2 separate regions of the Homo sapiens genome follow, and region 1 is linked to region 2. A link is a loop called in an ENCODE intact Hi-C map of the cell type or tissue named here. Cell type or tissue: natural killer cell. All regions are shown on one strand. Each heading gives the region's core, and the rest is flanking DNA. Links, peaks and the distances in the headings are about the cores only.

Region 1 (9,132 bases), core at 718-8,717, 63 kb after region 2:
CTCTGAAGGCCTCACTTCCAGATGGTGAGAGACAGGGAGGCTGAGGGAGAACGTGGCCTTTTCTCTGTGGCTGTCAGAGCTGTAGCTATGGCCTTGGTTCTGGAGACAGAGGGAGAACCTGGGCCAAATCCTGGCTTTGCAATGACTGCTGTGAGTCATCCCTGCCTCAGTTTCCCCATCTGTAACCAGGGGATAATACCACATATACTTTGGGGCGTTTGTGTGGGTCTGCATGAAGGAATCCACCTGGAGAGCTCTGCACAGGACTGGGCTCCCAGCAGGCACCTGCTCGCCTCACTCAGATCCCTGCTCAATTGTCTCCTCCTCTGAGAAGCCTTCCCTGACCACCCACGTAAGAAAGAAGCCCCAGGCCCTCTCTAACCTGTTTTCTTTATTTGAAGCTGATACTGGTCTGTTATTCAACCAATATTTGTGGATATTTGTCTGGTACAAACCAGACAAAAATCCCTGCACTCGTGGAGCTTATAGTGAAAAATTCTGCTACAGTGTAGAAACTGACCACTGGGGTAAGGGTTGTCCCTGAGAACCCGCTGGTGTACAAGAGGCTGCTTATAAAATGTCCCTGAATTAGGAGGAAGCCCCACTAGGTCCCTCAGGATCATTTTTGTCTCATCGCAGTCACTGGTTCACACTACTACTCACGAACAGACCAAGGGCTCTAGGCCGGGTGGGAAGGCCTGTAGGTGCTTTCAAGTTTTGGACTCCCACCTTCTTGGGGTCATATTCCGCGGCAGCAGGAGAGCTGGGCTCAGCAGCAACTGTCACAGAACGTTCTGTACAGTGCTAAGGCTTTTAGGTGCATTATTTAAATCTCACAACCACCCCTGAGGCAGGGACTATGATTATCCCTATGTCACAGATGAGCAAACTGAGGCCCAGAGAGGTAAAACAACTTCGCCAGCTCATAGACAGTGTGGTAGAGGCCTCAATCCCTGCTGGTACCTGAGGCAGGAAAGGAACTGAAAGGAGACGCCTGAGAGGTCTGGAACTGGAAGGGGGTTGGGGGTGGTGGGAATTTCTGAGGGTGGGATTTGGCCAAGACCTCATGGGGCCTTGGATGACAGGCCTGGGAGCTGAGGTTCTTTGGGGCTGCCAGCACTTGGGGATCACATGGACATAAGAGGGGAGTGTGGCCGGGCACAGTGGCTCATGCCTGTAGTCCCAGTATTTTGGGAGGCTGAGGTGGATGGATCACCTGAGGTCGAGAGTTCGAGACCAGCCTGACCAACATGGAGAAGCCCTGCCTCTACTAAAAATACAAAGTTAGCTGGGCGTGGTGGTGCATGCCTGTAATCCCAGCTACTCGGGAGGCTGAGGCAGGAGAATCGCTTGAACCTGGGAGGCGGAGGTTGCAGTGAGCCGAGATCCCGCCATTGCACTCCAACCCGGGCAATAAGAGCAAAACTCCATCTCAAAAAAACAAAAAAAAAAAAAAAGAAAAAAAATGCGGAGAGTAGAATACAGAGGGGAGAGGAGGGGCTGCAGGGGCATGAAGGTCTGGCTAGGAGCCGGGTGCGGTGGCTCATGCCTGTAATCCCAGCACTTTGGGAGGTGGAGGAGGGCAGATCACTTGAGGTCAGGAGCTCGAGACCAGCCTGGCCAACATGGTGAAACCCCATCTCTACTAAAAAAAAAAAAAAAATACAAAAATTCGCCAGGTGTGGTGGCATGCGCTTGTATTCTCAGCTACTCCAGAGGCTGAGGCACGAGAATCGCTTGAACTCAGGAGGCAGAAGTTGCAGTGAGTGGAGATCATGCCACTGCACTCCAGCCTGGGCAACAGAGTGAAACTCCATCTCAAAAAAAATAAAAAAAACAAAAAACAAAAAAAGTCTGGCTGGGGAGGTGACAGTGGTGAGATGAAAGTGGCCTGTTTCCCTTCCATCTGCAGTCACGTGACAGGGAAAGTGCATTTGGCACAGCTTTCAGAAATGTTGCAGTTTTGCCACATTCTGTTTTTTGTTTGTTTGTTTTTGTTTCCTTTTTTTTTTTTAACTTTTTTGAGATGGAGTCTTGCTCTGTCACCCAAGCTGGAGTGTAGTGGTGCGATCTTGGCTGACTGCAACCTCTGCATCCCGGGTCCAAGCAATTCTCCTGCCTCAGCCTCCCGAGTAGCTGGGACTACAGGCGGACAACACCACATCCAGATAATTTTTGTATTTTTAGTAGAGGCAGGCTTTTGTCATGTTGGCCAGGCTGGTGTTGGACTCCTGACCTCAGGTGATCTGTCTGCCTCAGCCTCCCTAAGTGCTAGGATTACAGGCATGAGCCACCATGCTGGGTCATCGGCCACATTCTGGACAGGCCAAGACCCCTCCTTTCTCAGCAGCCTTGTTCCTGTGCCATCCCCCGACTCCCAGTAGCTCAGGGCCTGGGGTCCTTCCTGCTGCCTGCTCCAGTGGAGTCCTACAGGAGTCTGCTGGAGAAGTTGGGTGGGCCATGGCAGACTAAGCGGGCACAGTTGCGTGGGCGAGGGAACCTGAGGGTTCCAGTCATCCTGTTCCAGGGGGACATTTATCATGCACATAAAATGCAAATCATTTTTGGTAACCAGCTGCAAGATCTTGGAAGAGATGAAATAAAACCAGGACTTGTGGCTTCAGTTTTGCCAAACTGGCTCTAAACATGTGTCCTTGGGTCAGTCACTTGACCCTTGCGGACCTCAGTCTTCCCACCTGTAAAATGGGGCTGGACCCAACAATGACTAAAATATTGTTTTAATGTTGCTATTCCACCGATCTACAGGCGCGACTCTCTCCACTTCTAATATTCATATCTTAGTATTAAGGTATTAATTTTTTTAAAATCAGTATTTTCCAAAGTTCATTTTTCTGAATGAATCTGAAGGGCATTATGAAGCCAATCAATAAAAGTGGCACTTGCTGCTCAGCTGTAGCTACAGGGAGCTGCCCCCGGCAGTCATAGCCACAAGGCTTCTATTGAGTAGCGTCAACCCCACCCCAGCGGCTGGTCAGACTTGGGGGATGCCCCTAGTCACCTATGTCTTAAAAAATGACACGGTGCTCTCCATGGGAATTTTATTGCCAAATATGAGATGGATGTTACACTTTGAGATGGATATGTTAATTACTCTGATCTGATAACTATACATTCCATGGATCCAAACATCACTATGTACCCCATTAAAATGTATCATTTTTGCCCAAATAATTTTAAAAAACAAATTTGATATATCATGAAAAGACACAGAGAAGCACTGGTATGAAATGCTAGTTTGGCCACTGAAATAGCCAGCACTCTACCCATGGTTCACAGGGACAGCTGTGACCTCCTCTCTGTGGTCGGCCTTGGGTTGTTGAAAATGGCAAACAGTGGGACTCATTCCTTCGTTCCTCTGAACATGCACTGAGTGGTGTGGGGACGGTGGCCCAGGCCAGGCCCAGTCCTATGAGCTCTGGGGCTGGGGCTCTGGGACTAGACCTCCTGGGTTTGCATCCTGCCTCTACCCCTTTCCATAATCGTGTGGCCCTCGGCCTGAGACTTTACCTAAGTCTCAGTTTTCACCTGTTAAATGGGGGGAATGGGGACAATCACTCCTCGAAGGATTGCTATTAAAATAGCAAATGTGAAGAGATGAGGGCAGTGCCTGTGCACGGTAGGTGCACAATAAACATCTGCTACTGGTAATATCACATTCATGTCTGTATACAGTAGGTGCACAATAAACGTCTGCTGTTGGTAATAGCACATTCGTGTCTGTATACAGTAGATGCACAATAAACATCTGCTACTGGTAATATCACATTCATGTCTGTATACAGTAGGTGCACAATAAACGTCTGCTGTTGGTAATAGCACATTCGTGTCTGTATACAGTAGGTGCACAATAAACATCTGCTACTGGTAATATCACATTCATGTCTGTATACAGTAGGTGCACAATAAACGTCTGCTGTTGGTAATAGCACATTCATGTCTGTATATAGTAGGTGCACAATAAATGTCTGCTGTTGGTAATAGCACATTCATGTCTGTATACAGCAGGTGCACAATAAACATCTGCTATTGGTACTGTCACGGTCATGCCTTATACAGTAGGTGCACAATAAATGTCTGTTACTTGTCATGTTCATGCCTTAAACAGTAGTTGCACAATAAACATCTGCTATTGGTAACACCATGTTCATGCCTGTATATAGTAGGTGCACAATAAACATTGGATATTGGTAATATCACATTCATGCCTGTATACAGTAGGTGCACAATAAACGTCTGCTATTGGTAATACCATGTTCATGCCTGTATACAGCAGATGCACAACAAACGTCTGGTATTAGTAATACCATGTTCATGCCTGTATACAGTAGGTGCACAATAAACATTTGCTATAGGTAATACTGTGTTCATGCCAGCTCCTGCTGAGGTGGCCTCTGAAGGCAGCCATCACATCAGTCCCTGCCAGGATGATTACCTGGTAACAGCGCCATCTTTTGGATCCTCTTGGACTCTGCTCAGCACCCTCTTGCTTTTTTTTTTCTTTCTTTTCTTTTTTTGAGATAAGGTCTCATTCTGTTGCCCAGGCTGGAGTGCAGTGGCACAATCTGGGCTCACTGCCACCTCAACCTCCCTGGCTCAAGCAATCCTCCTGCTTCAGCCTCCCAAGTAGCTGGGACTACAGGCGTGTGCCACCCTGCCCCACTAATTTTTAAAATTTTTTGTAGAGATGGAGGTCTCACTCTGTTGTCCAGGCTGGTCTTGAACTCCTGGGCTCAAGCGATCCTCCCACCTTGGCTTCTCAGAGTGCTGGGATTACAGGTGTGAGCCACCGTAACTGGCTGCTTTTCTAAATCCTGATCTGTCCTCCTTCAGGGCATGTGTTCTCAGGGAGCTCTTTCTTCTAGCTCCTGATTCCTGGGTCCTCTGAGACCCTCTGTCCCTCCCAGAAGGACTTGTCTGGGTTCCTTTCTGCACAGGTCTTGCCTCTCCACCCCATTCCCAGAAACCAGACCTACGACTGGGGTCTGTGTGGGACCAGCCACAGCTCCAATCCTGCCCACCCGGGGCCTTCGTTTCCTTCTCCGGGTTTGCCAGTGAGACCAACAACAGGGAGTGGCAGGTGAGGGGCCGGCAGAGGGGCTTTGAAATCCACTGTGGAATTTTCATGATCAAATGGCTGACTCTGAATCCCCGAAAGCAATAATAATGATAATGATAATAATAATGGTAGCAGGCATATGCCCCTACCCCCCTTGCTTTCCATGCCCCGGGAACCTCAGGTCTGACAGCACTGGGCTGTGAGTAGTTGCAATCTTCATCCTGCTTTACAGATGTGAAGGCTGAGACCGGGGAGAGTCAGCTGTTTGCCCGAGCCACCCCCATAGCGAGTGCAGAGGTGAGATGCTAACCTATCTGTCTGCTCTTAATCCCTGCGTGACCCTGGTCCCAGGAGGGGAGGAAGCTGGTGGCTCAGGGGACAAGTAGAAGGTCAGCTTGGAGCCTGTCTTCTGCCCCAGGGCCAGCACGTCACTGAAGGCTATGGGCTGGTTCTCTGGCCCCACTGTGTCCTGTCCCCAATAAAAAAGAGGTAACCAGGTTTCCCTGCTGCTGGGCATGGGGCTGGTCAGGCAGAGGCTCTCCCTGCCTTGCCCACTGAAAAAAGACCAAGCTCCTTAGGCCGAGAATGGAGAAATGAGAGAGGTGGACACAGAAGGGGAGGCAGGGAGCAGAGGCGACCAGAAGATGCTGTGCTGAGTGCCAGGGGGTGATGGGGTTGGGGGAAGAGGCGCGCTGCACAGGGGGAAGGCCCGTAGGCTCTGGACCCAGGCCCTGTAAGCCCCTGCCCTGCCATCGCCGGCTGCATGACCGTGGGTGAGTTATCTCCCCTCTCTGTGTCTATCAGCTCATCTGTGAAATGGGAGGATAACCATATGCCCCACAGTGTCCGTGTGGATGTTAAATGAATGGACACACACGAGGCTCTGAGAACTCTTCCTGTAAGCCCTTGAAGTACATGCCGTAACTCCCACAGCACGCCCCTGTGAGCACACACGTGTACCTGCATCATCAGACAGGATAGCGGTGTCCCCTACCCCTCCCTCTGCATGGAGGTCACTCTGAGCTCCTGGTCTCTGACTCCTTGCTGGTGGCCAAAGGCAATGCTGCTGAGACAGCCTCACCCTAAGGAGCGGACCCCAGGCCCACGAGCTGCACCCCAGGCCCATGAGTTGCTCCCCATGCCAGAGTCTGAGAAAGCAGCCTCTGTGGGCTCCCCTGCCTCCCTCTGCCTTGCTTCTGGGTCGTCCCCTTCCTGCCAAACCGTTTGCCTGTGACAGGCATGGGGAGGCTCAGTTCATCTAATATGAAAGGGAGCCAGGCCAAACAGGCAGGGGAAGGGGAGCTGGGTGGTCAGGGCAGGGGGAGCTGGGCAGGCAGGGCAGGGGAGGGCTGGGCCGAGCAGGCAGGGCAGGGGGAGCCGGGCGGGGCAGGCTAGGCAGAGGGAGCTGGGCGGGCAGGGCAGAGGGAGCTGGGTAGGCAGGGCAGGGGAGGGCTGGGGCGAGCAGGCAGGGCAGAGGGGGATGGGGGGAGAGGTAGGCAGGGTAGGGGGAGCCGGGCCCTGCTCTCGAGTCGGGCACTGAGGGCAGCTAGAAGTCCCAGATCCCCATCAGGGGCTGTGGTGGCCTGGCCCAGAGAACTCTCGAGGCTCCTTTCATCATAGAAAGGAAGTGATGTGCATGCCCGGGAGGTGACAGTGAGGAATCAGCGGTGAAGACCAAAGTGGGTAGGGGGGACCAAGCATCTAGATTCAAATCCAGTCTGAACACTCTGGTCTCTGAACTGCGGCTCAGAGGCAGCATCTGGGAAGGACTCATTCACCTGGCCTGCTGCTTCCCACTGTTCAAAAAAGGGGCCTCGAGCTGAACACCCTGTGACAAGGGCTGTGACCAAGGTGCCTACGCAGGGCAGAAAACAGAGGCCAGAAGTGCATTCAGCTCGAGGCTGGAGTGCAGTGGGGTGATCTCGGCTCACTGCAACCTCCACCTCCTGGGTTCCAGTGATTCTGTGCCTCAGCCTCCTGAGTAGCTGGGACTGTAGGTGTGCACCACAATGACCGGCTACTTTTTGTATTTTTAGTAGAGATGGGCTTTTGGCCAGGCTGGTCTCGAATTCTTGTCCTCAAGCATTCCACCCACCTGGGTCTCCCAAAGTGCTAGGATTACAGGTGTGAGCCACCGTGCCTGGCCAGGGGACTGACTCTTCTTTAAGTTTTGGTGTCCTCTTTGGCATGTCATACCACAGATACCAGAGAGATACATGGTGAAACAAATTCCTCAGTTGTCTGGCCCATAAACTCCTATTCACCCCACAGAGCCCAATGCATATGTCACTTCCTCTGTGAAGCCTTCCAAGACTCCCTCCCTATAGGCAGAACTTCCTGCTGTCTCACTGGGGCTCCCCAGCTCTCTCTTCACACTTTTATTATGGTGTTAGTAAATGTTAGCTATGCGTCTTATTGATGATGCTATACTATGTGCCAGGCACCAGGCTGAGTGCTCGGCATTCATCATCTCATAGAGTCCTTACTGTAGCTTTGAAAGGTCCACCACAATCACCACTCTGCAGAGAGGAAACTGAGGCTCTGAGAGGTCAAGCGAGACCTGCGAGGGCACACACACAAGGAGCCAGGATCTGAACCCCCCGGACTCCTGAGTCCACGCTGTCCTGTTTGCCCAGGAGACATGGAGATCCCTCTCCGGGGGTTGTGCCGGTTTTATCTCGGTGCCTAGGCCTGGCTGGACACATCAAGGGCCTCCCTATCTGTGTTTGGGGATTCAAGAGGCAGAGCCTGTGAAGGTGGCCAGCCAGCAGGGGAGGTGGGAGCTGGTGTGTCGGGAGGGGAGGGGAGGGCAGGGCGGCGGCTGACCTTGCGGTGCTGCTCATAGTTGCGGATGAAGTCTCGGAGCTGCTCCTCGCGGCTCTCCAGTGTGGCATACAGCTGCTGCATCTGGCTCACCAGGTCTGTCTTCTCGCCCTTTAAGCGCTTCCGATCAGCTTTCATGGCTGGGGATAAAGGAGAGAGTTAGTTCCCAAGACCCCAGCTGTCCTCTCCAGATGCCTGAGTGCTGAGAAGTGGCATCACCGCCGTCACCTTTGTAACAGGTGAGAAAACAGGGCTCAGAAAGACGAAATGTCCCTTCCATGTGCCCTTGCCACTTGGTGGCCTTCCCAGGATTCCAAGCCAGGCTCACCTATGTCGAGAGCCCCGATTCTCCCCTCTCAGCTGTGTCAATCTGACCAGGGAGCAAGTCGTTGTCGAAACTGCTTTCCCAGCCCTAAGCTGGCTGAGTGTTCAATGACGAAGAACTGAGGCCTGGTGGGCTCCAGGGGCCCATGGCTCAGGAATCGGACAGGGCCTCAGTTCCCTCTCAAAAGGAACCCTGGGCCACCCTGAGTCCACTGGAACCACTCAGTCCAGCCCAACAGCCCCTCCTGCCTCATTTCTTCCGTGGGGAGAAGTATTACGTTAAAAACATGCACTAAGACATATACCAAAAGTGTAGAGCAACAAAAGAAAATACAGATAGATCGGAATTCATCAAAATTAAAACCGTTTGTGTTTCAAAGGATATCATCAAGAAAGTAAAGGACAACTCATAGAATGGGAGAAAATATTTGCAAATCCTGTATCTCATAAGCGGCTTCTATCTGGAATATACAAGTCTCTCTTGCAACTCAATAATAAAAAGAACAGGAAGTCATTTAAACAGGAAGTCAGGTGCGGTGGCTTATGCCTGTAATCCCAGCAATTTGGGAGGCTGAGGCAGGCCGATCACTTGAGATCAGGAGCTTGAGACCAGCCTGGCCAACATGGTGAAACCCCCTCTCTACTAAAAATACCAAAAATTAGCCAGGCGTGGTGGTGTGTGTCTGTAATCCCAGTTATTCGGGAGGCTGAGGCAGGAGAACTGCTTGAACCTAGGAGGTAGAGGTTGCAGTGAGCTGAGATTGCACCACTGCACTCCAGCCTGGGTGAGAGAGCGAGACTCTGTTACAAACAAACAAACAAACAAAATGGGCAAAGGATCTGAACAGACACTTCTCCAAGAAATGGCCAATAGGGACATGAAAAAACTCGGTATCAATTGTCATCGG
Region 2 (9,132 bases), core at 845-8,844:
CATGGGGAGTGGCCCAGCTGCTCCCTAAGGATCCATGTGGTTTAGGGGTTTAGGACTCAGGCCTGAGTTAGAGAGCCCCAAGGTCAAATCTGGGCTCTGTCAACAAAACCAACAAACCTTTAGATAGGCTGATTAAAAAAAAAAACAAAACTCAAACTCAGATCACTAAAACCAGGAGTAAGTGAATGAGTGAGAGAATATGACTACCAACTTTATATATAAGAGGCACTATAAGATAAAAATTATATGATCAACTGCATGCCACCAGATTAGCTAACCTAGATGAAATGGACAAATTCCTAGAAAGATATAAGCTACTGAAACTGCCTCAAGAAGAAATAGAAAATCTGAACAGACCTCTAACAAGTGAAGAGATTGAATTAGAAGTCAAAAAGCTTCCCAGAAAGAAAAGCCTAAGACCAGATGGCTTCGCTGGTGAATTCTACCAAATGTCTAAAGAATAACAAACACCAATCCTTCCAAGCTTTTCCAAAACCCAGAAGAGGAGAGAATACTTCCCAATTCATGCTATGAGGGCTATATTACCCTGATACCAAAATCAGACAAAAACATCACAAGGAGGGAAAACTATAGACCAATATCCCTTATAAATATAGATGCAGATTTTTTCAACAAAGTACTAACAAATTTAATCCAGCAATATATAAAAAGGATTATACACTGTGACCAAGTGAGATTTATCCTGGGAATGCAAGGTTGGTTTGACATATGAAATTCAATCAATCAATATAATACACCATATTGATAGAATAAAGGACAAATCTAGGATTTGCCACTTACTAGCTGTGTATCTTGGGCACATAGCTTGGTACCTTTGAAGAAGTTTCTCCATCTATAAAGGAGGGATAGTGCTACTGATCTCTTGACATTGCCAGGAGGATGAAATTAGATAGTTCACACAGGAAGTATTCAATAAATGGTCATCTAACCCTAAGTGCATGATTTTAAGAAGAGAATCCACTGGGAGGGGGACTGGTTTATGCCCAGGTGTTCATTCTCTGGTCACTTTTCAGATGGGGATACTAGGATAGGTGGGCTGATGTGGTCTGCTTACCTGGTCCATAAGCATCATTAATATGCTCATTCCTGACTCCAAGCCTTTGTCCCCACAGTTGCCCCACCTGGACCAACCAACTCAACCTATTAGGCCAATGCAAGTCCTCCCAGCTACACTCCACCTGCACGTGGCCTTTCCTTACACATGCACTGCTTGCTATCTCTTCTCTAAACACCTGGGTGTTTTTTGATCTAATATACACTTAATTCAAGACCTGACTGCTCCTCTACGTCTTTCTAGTCTATGACCTTCAGGCTAAAGCACTTTGCTTCTCTGAGCCTTAGTTTCCTGATCTGTAAAAGGTGACCACCATGGTGCAAAGAACGAGTGGGAGGCAGTAAGTGATGGGCCAGGATGGGGAGCTGGACCATCTGCTTCCAAAGCCCTGAGCTGTACTGTACCCAGCAGCCCACATGACTGGATCCCAGCCCGTGCTCACTTGGCTGGGTGGAAGACGGCGCTCATCTCCTCTGCCAGGTGTCTCCGGAGGATGTGCTTCCCACTGGGGATGCCCAGGGCAGTGGCCATGGCCTCGGCATTGAATGTGGGCTCCAGCACCAGCACAGCACCATGGACGCCGCTGTTGGTCAGGTTGTCTGCGTACTCCTGGGGGCAAAGGCAGGGGACTTGTTAGCCTGCAGGGGCCATGCTGCTGGCCTAAGGGGGCCCCAGTTCCACGTGGGGCTCTGTCCCCAACAGCAAGGGCTTGACCCCCTGGGGACCAGTTAATTTGACGGTGAAGAGGAACCCCTCCCCAATTTTTTAGAGCCACGAGGTCAGGGACCTCCTGTTACTGAGATGGTCCCTGACCCTAGCAGGAAATCATCAATATTTGTTAAATGAATCTCAACCCCACACTTGCTTAGGAGAGTGGGGCTGGCTCAGCCTCTCTACCCCATGTGAGCAAAGCATCATGACATGGGGCTCCTATTTGGAAGGTAAGCAGTTCCCTCCTCCTGAATAACAGGAGGCAGGTAATTCTTGCTGGGCCTGAGTTAAGATGCTCCAGCCCACACAAAGGGGATATTAATTTGTGTGGGATTTGCCCATTGATTTGCATGAGATCTGCATATTGATTTGCATGTGATTTGCATATTGATTTGCATATAGATTTGCATGGGGTTTGTGTATGCCCGAGAGTCACCCCGACCTCCGCTATCACCCTCACCTTCAGGTCGATGTCTCGAACCCACTTGAGCACCCGCTGGTTGGTCCACACCACGGGGTCAATGTTCTGCGTCTCGCAGCGGGCCCGGCGCTCCTGGAGGGCCTTGTGGGGAGACAGTGGGTCATTCGGAGGGACAAGGGGACACGCAGAGGCCACGTGTGGAGTGGGGGTGCCCCGCATCTCTTTTTCCCCCCGAGACAGAGTCTCTCTCTGCTGCCCAGGCATGAGTGCAGTGGTGCTATCTGTGCTCACTGCAACCTCCGCCTCCCAGGTTCAAGCAATTCTCCTGCCTCAGCTTCCCGAGCAGCTGGGATTACAGGCACCTGCCACCACACCGGGCTGCTTTCTTTTTGTATTTTTAGTAGAGATGGGGTTTCACCATGTTGGCCAGGCTGGTCTCGAACTCCTGACCTTGTTTGTGATCCACCCACCCTGGCCTCCCAGAGTGCTGGGATTACAGGCGTGAGCCACCAGGCCTGGCCCCTGCACCTCTTTTTACATGTAACTGCTGTGATCTCCCACACGTGCCTCCTTGGCAGACTGGGGACTGGGGCCAGGGTCTGTGTCCTTGTCACTCCCTGTCCTCGGCGTGGCATGGGGAAGGCACTGCTGCTGTCCTCGCTCCACTAACAGGGAGCTCTGACTGCCCAGAGCCACACAGTGGCACGTCTTGGAGTTGGAATGAAAACCCATGTTTGGCTGATTCCAGGTCCTCTCTCACCATCTCGCCACCGTATCGCAGGCCTCCCTGGGTCCCACAGGGACTGACCCCAGGGTTCACAGTAGGCACACAGTGGATGCTTTTCAGTGGGTGGTTGAGAAGGGGGACAAAAGGCTGGATGGCCCCCTCTTCTGTCCCTCTTCTGACCCTGAATTGTTGGGTTCTGACATCACTCTAAGAAAAGTCAGCTACCTGGACTCAGCCCCACAGTGCCCAGCAGCTCAGGCCCCTGGTGACCTCTGCAGCAACCCCCCACCACCTCCCACCTCAAAGCCAGCACCCCACCCAACAGGACTCTCAGCAACTCTGCTGCCGTGGATCAGTCCTCTGGGCCTTCACCACACTGTTGCCTCTGCTGGGTTACTTTTTCTCTCATGTCTTCTACTGATCCCTGGGGTTCCTCCTTCGGGTCTCAATTTAGTCGTTGCTATCTCTGAGGAGCCATCCCTGAGCCCCCTGAAGACTTCTCTGGGTTTTCTTTTTTTCTTTTTTTTTAAAATAGCAAACACTTAAAAATTTTTATTTTAATTTTTGTGGGTATACATAGTAGGTATATCTTCTCTGGGTATTCATAAAACCCTGGGCTTCCCTCACTGGGACAATCTCCCACAATATTGGCACCACCAGCTTCCTTGTGGTTCTCTCTGGTAAGCACTTAGCTCTCCAAGGATGAGGGCTCCCATTTCCCCTGCACTGAGCACAGCGCCTGGCCCGTGCCCAATAGGGGGTTGTTGGAAAGAAGGAGGAAGAGAAGATGGCTGGCTGACTGGCTGGCTGGCTGGATGATGGCTGGATAGGTAGGTAGATGGATGGACGGATGATCAATAAATGGATGGCTGGATGATGGATGGATGGGTGGACAGATGGATAGACGGGTAGTGGGTGGACAGATGAACAGACAGTAGATGCCAAGAGGGGAGGGGTGGGCAGTGGAAGGTGCCCCCACCCTGTGCCCTGGTCCTCACCTCCCTGCTGAAGTTCACTTGGTACAGCAGCTCGATCCCCAGCAGGATGCTGACCTGGTGGAACTTCTTGGACACGTTCAGGTGCTTCTCCAGGTCTCGCTTCATCAGGGAATTCAGCATCCGCCCATCAACCAGGTGGTTCTGAAAGGCCTGGGAGTACTGGGACAGGCCAATGTCATTCAGCCAGGCCTTGGCCACCCAGTGATGGTCCAGCTCGGCAGCTTTGGACAGGCTGGGGAGGAGACATAGCCAGAGAGTGGATGGGTGGGGAAAGGCGGCAGAAACAGACGGACGGGCAGAAATGGGTGGAGATGCAGAGAGAGGAAAAGCAATGGGGTTGGGGGAGGACCAAGAGAGCCACAGAGACAGACATGGACAGGGATGGAGCCGAGAGATCAAGAGGAAAAAAGGGAAAAAATGAGACAGAAAGGGCAGAGATGGTGAAAGAGGTGGATGGAGGAGGGAGACAGAGAGAGAGAAAGGGACACAGAAAGAGAGAACAAAGAGAGAAAGAGACAGAGAAGGAGAGAGAGAGACACTGAGAGAAAGGAGCAGAGGGAGATAGAGAAGAACAAAGAGGAAGAGGCAGAGAGAGAGAGAGAGAGAGAGAAAGACCGAGACTCAAGAACAGAAAGGGATCAACAGAGAAACAAACGGAAGGGAACAGGAAGAGAGAATCCCACACTCAGACGCAGCGAGGGTGAGAAGGCGCAGGGGCGGGGAGCAGAAGGGCCACGTGTGGCAGGAGGCAGCACCTCTGGGGACCCCGCCCCTCCACCTAAGCCCCCCTCATTTCCCTGGGGGCCTCCACAGCATCCCCGAGACCCACAAAGCCTGGGCTTGGCCCACCTGATCGGCGCATCCCTCCCCAGTGCTCTGCGGTCTGTTTTCCTGCTTCAGGGATGTTGGGTGTCCACTCAGGTGTGCCAGGCAGGTCCTAATCATGCGCGAAGAAGGCAAAGCTGCCGTCCTCGCTCTGCAGATGGGATGCTCCAACTTTGCCTAGAGCCACACAGTGGCTCATCTTGGAGTCAGAATTAAAGTCCATGTTTGACTGATTACAAACCCTCTCTCTTACCACTGCACTGCCAGGTCTCAGATTTCCTTGTGCCCCACATAGAAATGACCCCTGTACCACGTATACAGCAGGTGCGCAAGTGCTTGAATTTTCAAGCCGGTGAATGTGTGACTGTGCCTGGCTGTCATTCCGCTGCTCGCCACACAGTGGCAGCCTTGCAGAAGGAACGAGGATCACCGCATCCCACCTGCAAGGGACTTTGCAAAATGCCCCAGGTCTGACAGGTGGGAGAGCGCTGGTCTAAGTGGGAGGTGCAGGGGGCCACGAAGCCATCAGTATGTGAAAGGGAAAGTGGTGGGCTTGCAAAGCCACTCCACCCTGCTCCTGGGGCAGCAGCCAGAGACAGCTTGTCATGCCACCCTCCTGCTGAGGGTCCTGGGTGGGTCCTCCCTGTCCTTCCTGCCTTCATGCCCGGATATGCATTCAGCATCCCGTGACCACCCTGCTGGGGTACATGCTGCCATACAATGGGCTCCTCTTCCCTCCTAACCCCTTCCCCTCTTTCTCCAGGCACTCCTGTCTCTGTATTACCCATCTCCAGGGCTCTGGAAGGCACCCGTGAGGGAGGGCTCCCAAATTCTCCACTCTCTTCTGAGCAGCTAAGCTCTGAGCTCTTTTCTGAGCTCCTCTTTCCTCTCTCAGCCTCTAGCTGTCCTCTTAACGCTGCCTGGCTGTCACAGACGTGTCATACTTAATGGCTCAGTTGTTCCCCTTCACTGTCACTGTCACCGTCACCCAGGGGCCCTTCTCTGTCACCCAGCTCCCAAGCTGATAGCCCGTCCTTGTCTGTCGGTCACTCTGGTCAGTGCATCCTCTGTCCACTTCTCTCCTTTCCCAGCTCTAAGCTGCAGGCGTCTCTGGTGTGGGTTTCTGCCACTTTCCCCGGCTGCTCCCCGTTTCCTGCCTTTGCTTCCCTTCTATTCCGCATCCCCCAGGACCACCAGGGGGTCCTTTTAAAATGTCAGTGTGACCGTGCACTCCCCTGCTCAACACTCTGTGGCTTCTCTTTGCAGGAGTAAAATCGCAAGTCCTTTGAATGGTCCACAAGGGTCACCTGCACTGGCCCTGGCTGACTTCCCCTCCCCCAACGCACATGGGGCTTGGGGTCCTGGGGGCCGTTTCCTGGAGGCACTGAGCTCTTCACCCCCCATTCCCCTCCCCGGCCAGCCCCTTGCAACCCTGCCCAGGGCTCACCCCTCCTCATCCCTTGGGCGTCAAATCTCCCTTTTCTCTGAATTTGCTGTCTGAAGTTGCCCCCAAGTCTGCTTACTGTCCCTAGTGCTTTCCTTCAAAGCTCTAATCACATACTGAACCTAAGCAATTGCTGGTTTGTCCACTAATTTATTTTCTCTCTTCCCCACCTTAGCAGATAAGCTCATTCAGGACAGAAACTGCGTTCACTGCCAAACAGCACAGTCTACGTGCACAGTAGACACTGATTGAATGCTTCCTGGAATAATGGCTAAGAGCAGGATGGGCTTGCAGCTTGGCTTCACTCTCCTTCCCTCTGCCCATCAGCCTCCCAGAACCACTTGGGTCCACTGGGACCCCCTTGTCTCCGGGCCTGTCCTCTACCCCACCCTCTTCCCCCAGTGAACTCCTATGGACTCTGCAGAGACGTCTGGTCTCCCGGAAGCCTTCCAAGATGTCATGCTGGGTCAGGAGCCCTTCTCTGTGTCCAAAGCCCCTGGAAGTCCCCATCTCTGCACCAGTCACATTGTGGTTCATGGTTACGCATCTGGCCAGCTGCCTCACTGGACGGTCAGCTCCTGGGGGGCAGGGTGGGGTGTGGCTTATCTGTGAATGTCCAGGGCCCCTTCAGGCTCTGAGTTCACACTCACCAGTGTTTGTCTCATAGTCGAATGTGTGGATGACAGAGCAGTGCTGGGTGAGCGGGTCATCTGCCCCAGTCCACCTGGAGGCTGCCCAGCTGGAGCTCCTGAACTGGAAACTTCTGGCCCAAGACAACCTCCCTTCTAGGATGAAAAGGTCCTGGGGCAGTCCCCCTCCCAGTCCCTCAAGGGCCGGCCTCAGCCTTGTTACAGGACGGTTCTCTCGGGCAGGAGCTGGAGCCCACAGCCCTCTGAATCAGATGCCACTGGGCCAGATTTGTCACTGATGAAGACTAGAATGGCCTCCTCTCCTCTCTGAAGCAAGAGTTTGGTCAGCAAATCAATGGTGCAACAAGAGTTGGGGTGGAGAGCTGCAAAGGGGGCACCCCACTTAACCTACTCGAGAGGGGCCCATCCATAATCAGCAATCTCCATCTGCATGCCCACAATTAATGTGCTCCTGCCCTTCAGAAATGTTCTCTTTTCATTAAGGGTGTCCCCATGGGGCCGCAGCTTGGCGATACGTTCCCAGCTGTTGGTTTGAGCTATTTATTGTAAGAGCCCAAGTTGAATAAAACAGCATGATTTTAAAAGGAATTCAGACATTTTATAAAATCTGTCACTGCCCCATCCCTGAACTGGAGCCGGATTAGACTCTGAAATCTGAGGACGGCACAAAATTTAGATATTGTCTGGGTCACGGCGCAGCACGGAAAACGGGAAGCTGTTCTGGTTCTATTACTTTTTAGCTCTGGGACCTTGAAACTCTGGGTCTCCGTTTTCTCCTCTGTAAAACGGGGAGAATTGCGCTTGCCTCATGGAGTTGTAGGGACTAAAAGAGAGGAGAATGCAAAACCCCTAACACAGGGTCTGGGACACACCTAGTGTTCTATAAATAGTAGTAGTAGAAGCTGTCATTGTTCTTGTTTTTAACACAAAGGCAGCATGGGACACTGGAAAGGCAACTGACTTTGAAGTCAGGTTTTTTGTAGTGTGACTTTATGCTCATGATTTCTCTGCATCTAATTTTCTCCGACTTTATTTTTCAGACGGAGTTTCATTCTTGTCGCCCGGGCTGGAGTGTAATGATGCAGTCTCGGCTCACTGCAACCTCCGCCTCCTGGGTTCAAAAAATTCTCCTGCCTCAGCCTCCTGAGTAGCTGGGATCACAGGCACACACCACCACGCCTACTAATTTTTCTATTTTTAGTAGAGACAGGGTTTCACCATGTTGGTTAGGCTGGTCTCGAACTCCTGATGTCAGGTGATCCACCTGCCTTGGCCTCCCAAAGTGCTGTGATTACAGGTGTGAGCCATCGTACCCGGCCTTCTCCATCTTTAAAATGGGAGTAAGCATGTCTATCCTGCATTGATGTTGTGAGGGTAAATAAAATGATATCCATAAGGTGATGATGGGTTGGTAAGGGGTTGGTGGGTTTTGTCATTGGTATTTTGTAGATAAGGTGACCAGTCCCAGAGAGGACGCCATCATGCCCATGGTCACACAAGATGTCATGGCTGAAAATGTTCTCGAAGATGAACTCATTTAGAGTTCTTACCCCCGAGTCCATGGAGCCCTGAAAGTGGGTGGGCCAGAGAGTCCCACCCACCAACCCAACACAGTGAAAAGTTGTGAAGTTTTGTGTATTTTTTCTAGAGAAAGTGTCAAAAGCTCTTATTAGATTCTTAAAGTGGTCATGATCCTCAAAAGTTTAAAAACCACTGTCCTAATTTAACTCCCTTCACTTCTCAGGTGGGAAACAGTCCCAGAGAGGGCAAGGTCATGTGGCAAACTGGAGACAGGCCAGATTCCCACTGGGAGTAGAAAACTCAAAATAAGTCCTCTGCCTCCTCCAGGAAGCCCTGGGGGTGTCTAAGGGTGGGGCTCCACGATCCCTGGGACCACAGACTCCTGGTTCCTGGAGGTTAACGTGGTGCCACTGTTAGGGATTAAATGTTTCCCTCTGCCATGCCCCCCACCCAATTCACATGCTGAAATCCTAACCTTCGATGTGATGGTATTTGTGGCTGGGGCCTTTGGGAGCTGATTAGATGAGGTCATAGGGGTGCCCTTCATGATGGGATTATTGTCCTTACAGGAAGAGACCAGAGACATCACTCTCTCCCCCTCCCTCTTCCTTCTTCCCCATGTGAGGACACAGCAAGAAGGTTGCCTTCTGCAAGCCAGGAAGAGAGCCCTCCCCAGGTCCCAACCATGCTGGCATCCCGATCTTGGACTTCCAGCCTCCAGAACTGTGAGACGTAAGTTGTTGTCTAAGCAACCCAGATG

What was found. Hi-C counts contacts between places; a loop is a spot of excess contacts. Peaks named below come from ENCODE experiments on the same cell type or tissue, not always from the same donor. Only the 100,000 strongest peaks of a DNase experiment are listed, where the experiment ranks them.
Region 1: a loop joins it to region 2, with 10 times the contacts of the local background. A loop is called at or near these places in 8 of 110 quality-filtered maps.

What each region holds. Positions count from the first base shown.
Region 1 is chr1:15,033,657-15,042,788 of GRCh38, reverse strand. KAZN (kazrin, periplakin interacting protein) reads right to left here. Exons shown (of 15, transcript NM_201628.3): 3 at 7,904-8,040. Among named protein-coding and RNA genes, the nearest start is that of TMEM51-AS1, 110 kb to the left of the region's middle. RefSeq lists a silencer at 4,401-4,460. In natural killer cell, for the core only: no CTCF peak of the experiment used is centred there; a DNase peak (open chromatin) is centred at 4,448.
Region 2 is chr1:15,096,575-15,105,706 of GRCh38, reverse strand. It overlaps KAZN (kazrin, periplakin interacting protein), which reads right to left. Exons shown (of 15, transcript NM_201628.3): 11 at 3,933-4,164; 12 at 2,247-2,348; 13 at 1,518-1,684. Among named protein-coding and RNA genes, the nearest start is that of TMEM51-AS1, 51 kb to the left of the region's middle. RefSeq lists an enhancer at 4,288-4,997 and a silencer at 5,235-5,284. In natural killer cell, for the core only: a CTCF peak has its summit at 5,148; a DNase peak (open chromatin) is centred at 5,156; H3K27me3 peaks cover 1,192 bases.